Linked DNA regions of Homo sapiens: region 1 is linked to region 2. Evidence: chromatin loops called from intact Hi-C (ENCODE). Cell type or tissue: Calu3. All regions are shown on one strand.

What was found. Hi-C counts contacts between places; a loop is a spot of excess contacts. Peaks named below come from ENCODE experiments on the same cell type or tissue, not always from the same donor. Only the 100,000 strongest peaks of a DNase experiment are listed, where the experiment ranks them.
Region 1: a loop joins it to region 2, with 14 times the contacts of the local background. A loop is called at or near these places in 12 of 110 quality-filtered maps.

Annotation. Positions count from the first base shown.
Region 1 is chr17:66,913,633-66,917,632 of GRCh38, forward strand. No RefSeq gene overlaps it. Among named protein-coding and RNA genes, the nearest start is that of CACNG4, 49 kb to the right of the region's middle. In Calu3, a CTCF peak has its summit at 1,634 (motif pointing right); a DNase peak (open chromatin) is centred at 1,689.
Region 2 is chr17:66,973,801-66,977,800 of GRCh38, forward strand. All of the region lies in intron 1 of CACNG4 (calcium voltage-gated channel auxiliary subunit gamma 4), which reads left to right. Among named protein-coding and RNA genes, the nearest start is that of CACNG4, 11 kb to the left of the region's middle. RefSeq lists enhancers at 1,679-2,633, 2,634-3,587. In Calu3, no CTCF peak of the experiment used is centred here; a DNase peak (open chromatin) is centred at 1,931.

The DNA.
Region 1 (4,000 bases), 60 kb before region 2:
CTGTAATCCCAGTACTTTGGGAGGCTGAGGAGGGAGGATCACAAGGTCAGGAGATGGAGACCATCCTGGCCAACATGGTGAAACCCTTTCTCTACTAAAAATATAAAAATCAGCTGGGCATGGTGGCATGTGCTTGTAATCCCAGCTACTTGGGAGGCTGAGGCAGGAGAATCGCTTGAACCAGGGAGTTGGAGGTTGCAGTGAGCTGAGATTGTGCCACTGCACTCCAGCCTGGAGACAGAGTGAGACTCCATCTCAAAAACAAAACAAAACAAAACAAAACCAAAAAACCCACCTAGAATCTGATCCCTTCTTACCCACTTTATTGCTACCATCCCCGTCCGAGCCACAGACAACTCTCACTGGAATTATTGACATGGTCTGTGGTCTCCGCCAGCAGCCAGGAGGATCTCGGGAAATCCGAGCCCTCCATAGCTCCCCTCTCACCCTCTGGGTTACAGCAGCCTTACAACATCAGTGGGCTCAGCTGCTGGCTGTCTCCAAATGAGGCAAAGAGAAGGTCAGGGCCGAAGTCCTGGGTCTGCACTAGAGGCTGCGTGCTTTCCTGGCCTCACCTCTCACTTCTTCCCCCTCCGTGGATCCCCCCAGCATGCTTCCCTGCCCCAGGGCAGCTGCTTCCTACCCCTGAAACTCTCTTATTTTCTTTCTCTTTTTTTTTTTTTTGAGACAGGATCTCTCTTTATCGCCCAGGCTGGAGTATAGTGGCAAGATCACAGCTCACTGCAGCCTCAACCTCCGGGCTCAAGCAATCCCCCCACCTTAGCTCCCTAAAGTAGCTGAGACTACAGATGCACACCACTATGTCTGGCTAATTTCTGTATTTTTTTGTAGAGATGGGCTCTCACTATATTGTCCAGGTTGGTCTCAAACTCCCGAGCTCAAGTGATCTACCCTCCTTGGACTCCCAAAGTGCTGGGATTATAGGTGTGGGCCACCTCACCTGGACCTGAAACTCTCTTCTAATCAATATCTGCTTGGCTACCCCTGTCACCCCTTCAGTCTTTTCTGACCTTCTTGGCCAGGCCTTCCCTTGCTGGACCATTGAACATTGCAACTCCAGCCAAGCACCCCCTACCTCTCTTCCTGGACTATTTCCCTCCACCTGCAAACACCCGACACGCTTAGCATTCTGGTGTGTTCTTCACTGTGTATCTCCCTCACTAGAACATAAGCTCACGAGGGCAGGGATTTTTGTCTACTCTGATCACTGACATATCCACAGTGCCTAAACCAGGGCGTGGCAGATATCAGGTGGTCAATAAACCTTTGGTGCATGGAAAAGTGAGGGAATCCATGGCCAAGTTATTTCACCCCATGATGCTTCTGTGAGGCCGTCCAGGATGGTGCTTTGCAAACTTTAGAATGTGTCATAATGACACAGAAAGCTGGTCGAGTGGACAGCTGGACTCTGCCCCAGAGATTCTGCTTTGGGGTCTCGGGAGGAGGTGAGATGCACCATTTCTAAGAAGTCCTGGGTCTTGCTGATGCTGTGGCTGGTCCAGTATTTCACTGCTGTTCAGGGGTTAGATGAAACCCTGGGGCAGGGAGAGGGAGGCAGGCACCTACCAGGGACAGTGGTATGATGAGAGCCTCCCTTGTGCCAATGGAGCTCCCACTGGCTTTGCCAGCCCAGGAGGGGGAGCCTCTGCCTGCTGGAAGCTCTGCAGAAGTGGGAGGTGGAAGGGAGGCTGGCAGGAGCCACCCCGGAAATCAGCACTGGGGCAGCACTCAGCCCTCCTTCCTGCCAGGGTGTCCAGCCCAGACTTGACCCACTGGCCAGGAAATAGCAGGAGATGTGTCCTTGGTGCACAAGCAGCCCGGAAAACCCCCTTTGCCCCCGAAAACCAGTTGTCGTCACTTTAAGGAAGCACTTATAGATCCCACGCAGGTCCTGAGCCGCACCCAGTCACACAGGTGCCGATCTCACCTGCATTCTCTCTGTTCATTTGTAATTCCACCCCCTCCTCCCCATCTTCCTCTTCCTTCTCTCTCTCTCTCTCTCACACACACACACACACATGTGCACGCACACACACACACACGATCATCCCTCCTAACTCCTCCACCTCACACACAGAAGGCATGCATCCCTCATCCCACCCACAGAAGTCCACACGCAAGTGCACCCCTCACATCTTACACTCCTACCTCTCCCACAAGCATGCACACGTGTGTGCCTGCAGCTCATGTACACAGAAAGGCCCAAAGGGTCTCTGCCAATCTCCTCACCCACACACACCTCGAACGCACCTCTCTCCAGAAAGACACATATGCAAGCCCAGAGCCTCACCCATACCCATGCCTGACACACACACACACATGCACACAGGCACACACACATTCTTGAGCACATGCATGCACGCACACACAGCATGCACACACAGGCGCATGCACACACGGACATGCACAGACACACGCACGTGCACAGGTGCACACACGCACACACCACCCCTTCTTCCCCTAAGTCTTCTCTAGGAGTTTTTGGTCCTAGCTTTGCTCTGCCATCTTGAAGACACGTCCCACAGGGTATGGCTTCCGTCACGCCCAAATTCCTGTCCTGAGCCTTGATCTGCCCACCCTCAGGCCCACCTCCGGGAGAGGAGATGCATGCTCAGGATACTCTCCAGGAGCAGCTAGGAGGCGGCATTCTAGAATCAACACCACTCATTTCTGCAGGTGCAGGGGAATCATCATCCTGCTAGCAAGCAAAGGCACCTGTAGTCTGCTGGGCGCTGTTCAGACCCCAGGAAATGAGAAATAAGAAGCTTCAGGCCCTGCCTTTAAAGAGCTCACAATCCAGGCAAGAGAGTAGAGGGGCAGCTCTGGATGTTAGGTGCTATTATATGGTTACTGGAGACCCTGGGGACCCAGATGGGAGTTGTCAGACCTGCTTGGATGGACTACAAAGGGGAGGATGGTTGGGCAGGGCCTTAAAGAGTGAGCAGGCATTTGGCCAGGCAGGCAAGGAGCCTAAGACACTCCAGGCAGCAGAGAAAGGACAGAGACCTAAGTGAGCTTGCCCCCCTTGGGGAGCTACCAATCGTTTTGTGTGATCACAGCAAGGCAGGGAGGTGGAGGGCAAGTGGAGGATGCGAGGCTGGAGAAGTAAAGGGACCTCATCACTAAGGAGCTGGTGCAAGACTACGGTGCTTGGGCAGCCTTATTGTTTGGGTGATGGAGAGCTGTTGGAAGTCACTAGATTTGTGTTACATGGGGGTCACGCTGGTGGAGACAGAAAGGAGTGGGAATGGTACTAGAGATAGAAAGGCCCAGAGGCACCCATGGATATAGCATAGGATTAGATTTGGCTACAAAAAATCCAAAATAATAGTAGCTTAACAAGGTAAAATTCTTAATTCTCTCTCATATCCAAGAAGCGGGGAGGTATGGCTTGTGTGGCTCTCATGGTATCAGGGACCTAGGCTTTCTATCTTGTTGTTGTGACACAAAGGGATTCCATTCCTATAATCATGTGATCCAAAGTGGCTGCTGGAGCTCCAGGCATCACATCTACATTCCAGTTAGGGGGAAAAGGGAAAAGAAAACAATACCTTCTATTTAAGGACAATTACTAAAAGTTACCTATACAAATTATCTTACATAGTTTAGGGTGGGATGTAGTCATATGGGTCTCACCTTGCTACAAAGAGAGGCTAGGAAATGCAGTCTTTATTCAAGGTGGCCAGGTGCCCAGCCAAACACTAAGGGTTCTGTGACTATGGCACTTGGTGGTGGAGTGGTCGTGAGCCTGGCTTTAGCTGGGAGGCTTCTACACTACATTACTTTGACCAAAGGCAGACACATGAACACACCCACCTTCCTCCCTCAGACGATATTCTCTCCAAACTGAGCTGCAGACTCCAACCTCTTCTCCGATGATGTGCCGGACATCATAGGGAACATGAGAGAGATGTAAGACGGTCTGCAAAGCTTACAGTTTCCTTCAAGAGTCCAAAAAAAGGCACAAAATAGACAATAG
Region 2 (4,000 bases):
GTTCTAAGCTCCAGGGAGAGGCCAGGGAGGGCCTGCCTGGATCTGCCCCCAACGTCCCGTCCCCCAATTCTTGTTCTGTATCCCCATGAGACTCCGGGAAGTGCTGCGCGAGACTCTCTTTTCTGAACTGCGAGGCAGGACATGGTACCAGACAAAGGACTTTTTTTCTAGCATTATCAACTTCTTCCAATGAAAAACTTTTCAAAGCTGTGAAAATGACATCCCGTGATTTTACTGTTTGTTTACTTCTTCCCCCTTCAACCATAAAAGGAAGAAAGGGACAAGATAAATAAAGAGATGAGGGACTGGGGCGGATAGAAAAATCAAGTAGGAAAATGAGAGATGATGGCTGCGTCCAGCTAGTGTCCACAGTACCGACTGCAGAAGCCAGCTGGGGGCCGAGGCAGGCCACAGCTTTGTCGCTGAGCTTCCTGGAGGCCAGGACAAAGAAAGGAGTGTGGCCAGAGGTGTGTTCACAGGGGGCATACAATAAAAGGGGAATATTTCATAATAGAAGCCCAGCTCTTCCTGAAACAGAGGCCTAGAAAAAACGATGCCCCTTATTCGAGGGACATTCTGTTAAAATGGACTCTGTTGAAAAGGCAGCATGGGGTAGGGGAAAGAGGCCAGGCTTTGGGGTTGGACCTCTAGAGTTCAAAACCCCAGTTTCCAGGCAGCTGTGTAGCTTTGGGCAGGTTAGGTGACCTCTCTGAGTTCTTGTTGATGTCTGGAAAGTGGGATAATGAGGCAGTGAATGGAAAGGTGCCCAGCACATATCTATGGATGCCCCCCGCGCAGAGTGCTCGTTAGGGTACCTCTGGGTGGAATCAGTGGTCCCTGGTGTCTGCATTCTTCGAGGCTCCTGGGTGTGAGCCTATGAGGTGGAGACAATGACAGACTGAGCTGCCAACCCCGAATGTGCACAGGGGACCCTTCTGGTGAAGCACCACAGCCTTTACAAAGCAGCCACTTCCGCCCCCACAGGCCCCAGGCTCTCTGCAGGCTTTTCCCAGGGTCTATCTGGAGTTGGGCTTGAGTCAAACCCTTTCCTCCCCCATTAGTCCACGTGGAAGCCGCCGCATCAGATGGCTTTGCGGTGCATGGGCTTGCAAGGGCTTTGGACTTTAACTGGAGCTGCTCTTGCACCCCTCCCTCCCTCCCACCCTGACGCCGTGACTTGCCTCTGAGGACTGTAGACCCAGAGCAAGCTCTCCACGTCACCACATCCAACACGGCCTGCCTGCTACCATGGCAAGCCCACAGAGGTGGAGGTGTCGGGAAATGCTGTTTAACTGCCTCTCCTCCTTCCACCGCTATCACCCCATTTCTGAAGGAGAATGTGGAAAGGTAGAGGGCAGTTTCTTGACTCAAGCCCAGCTCCAGACAGAGCCTGGGAAAAACCAAATGAGTAAAAATCATCAGTCTCCCTGGCTCACCTGCCACTAGCATCTGTCACCTCCTGGGCCCAGGGACACAGGAAGGGGCTGGATCTTCATTCCAGCTCCCCCTTTCCTCCCCACCATGAGTCCACATGGAAGCAGCAGCATCAGACGGTCAGCATTGAAGCCACATGGCCCCGGGTTTGAGTCCAGACTCCCACTTGTCAGCTGTGTGTCTTCAGACAAATTGCCTAACCTCTCTGAACTTTGTTGTTCAGAGAGCAATTTTTCCTTCATTGTTAAGTTAGGAGCATCATAGAATCAACCCTGGGGTTGTGAAGTTATATGAGAAAAAACATGGAAAATACCCCTTCTCGTGCCTGGCACCTTATAGATATTCAAAACATATCATCGCTTTCTCTCTATTTCCATGTTTCCTGAACCATGGAATTTTTCCCAGAAGACATAAGTTGCCCAAATTTTGTAAGCTGCCCCAGGTCAGCTCACCAGCCTGCAGGGTCCAGGAATGGAAGAAGCTGAGCACCCCCCAGTGGAGGCCACGGTGTTATTTCCTCACCTCTCAGAGGCAGGGCGTTCTGAATGGCTCCTGTGAACTGCAAAATCAGAGACTGAGGCTCTCAGCTGGGAGCTGAAAGAGGGCCTAGCACCCAGGCTGTGGCTGGGCTGGGGATGGCAGCCACCCAGGTGTGTGTTCCCAACATCACATTTTCTGGCACAGTGACTTTGCCAAGTGCCCTAGCCTGGCCCCAAGGAGGCAGAGAGGAACTGGGGAACTTCCAGTAGCCTCAGGGGTGGGAACTGAGTGCCCAGATTGATACTCAGGAACAGAGACAGCGCTCGTGGGGGTTGTGACTGACCCTCGCATCTCCCTGTCACTTACCGACACCTGCCGAGAGCCCTGCCGCGTCAGGTGACCTCCCAGTGTCTCAGGGCCAGGGCCAGGGTAGAGGAGGACAAGGCACCGGAGTGAAAACCATCAGGATTGGAGTCAGGGGACCTGTGGCCTGGTCCTGACTCCGCCACTCACCATCTGGACAGTCTTTGGCTTGTCACTCAACCTCCTAGAGCCTCGGTTTGCTCGGCTGTCAAATTGGCAAATAAAACCTGTCCTCCCCTCCCTCCTCCCTCTGTCTTTCCTCTTTCCTCCTGTCGTCCTCCCCTCCCTTCTCCCTCCATCCTCCCCTCCCTCCAACTTCTTTCCATCCCTCCATCCTTCCCACCTCCATCCCTCTCTCTAACTTCCACCCTCCTCCCTCCAACTTCCCTCCCTCCTTCCAGCTTTCCTCTATCCTCTCCATCCTCCCTCTTTCCCTCCCTCCATCCTCCCTCCCTCCTTCCTCTCTTTATTCTTTCTTCCTGGTCCCTCCCTCCCTGCATCTTCCATTCCTCCTTTCTCCTCCCCATCGTCCCTCCTCCCTGCCTTCATCTTCTTTCTATCCCTGAGTCCTCCCTGCCCCGCCCCACCCCCAGGGTTCTGTGAACATCCAAGCCAAGGATGTTTGTGAAAGTGCTGTGAGAAGCACAGCGGCCGTGCTCCCACAGAGGCACCACACAGGACACAGTGACTTCAGGCTCCTTTTCTTGGAAACACTGTTGGCTGTGGCCTCTTTTCCCTCTGACACCTTGGCAAGGAGGAGCCTGCTGGTGGTAACCTCACACGTCGGCTGTGCTTCCCGCCAGTGTGGTCTCGCTTGGACAGCACCGCCCCCTCCGTCTCCAGCCCACTCAGTCACCAGTTCATCCATCCAGCAAATGCTGCCAAGAGCCTGCTCTGTGCCTAGCAGAGACAGAAGTCCCTCTCCTGCAGTATCCCTCGGGGTTCCTTTCACCCTCCCCAGGCCTATGGGCTCCACCTCCGACACACGCCCACTGCCTTCCTTCCCTCCACCTCTCTCCATCTCAGAGCACTCCCAGCTCTGTCATCTCTCGCCTGGATGCCCGCTGTAGAGTCCTGACTGGTCACTCTCCCTGCTCTCCACACACAGCCAGAAAGAGCTTGTAAAAATATCAACCAGATCACATCATTCCCCAGCTCAGTACCTTCTGGTGAGAACACATCCCTCTGTGATAAAGTCAGGCTCATTCCCTGATACCTGAAGCCCCATGGATCCAGCCCGCCCCACGGATCCAGCCCGCCCCACTTTCTGACTCTCCAGGAGCTTCGTGCGCAGAAGGGAGTCGAAGATGACATCTGAACTAAGTCTGTGTGATGGTCAATAGGACGGGGGTTGTGGGTGGGGGATCGATGAGACCTGCATTTGAATCCTGCTCTGCCCTGTGTTAGCTCTGTGACCTTGGACAGACTCCTTAGCTTCTCTGGGCCTCAGTTATTTTCTCATCTGTAAAATGGGGATATAATGATAGACCCTCCCCTCCCCCATCTCATCAGATGATCAGAACGATTAAATGAGATTGGACATGGGAAGCCCTGAGGGTGGCCCAGGCACCACGGGGCAGGGAGCAGAGCTGGGTGCAGAACCAGACCTCACCTCTCTCTTGTTTTTTTCTGAGAGCTACCACACGCACCTGCAGGGCCAGGGGCTGCCTTGGAGAGCAGAATTACTTAAAACTGTGTCGTCCTTAGGTGTTTGTGGGGCACC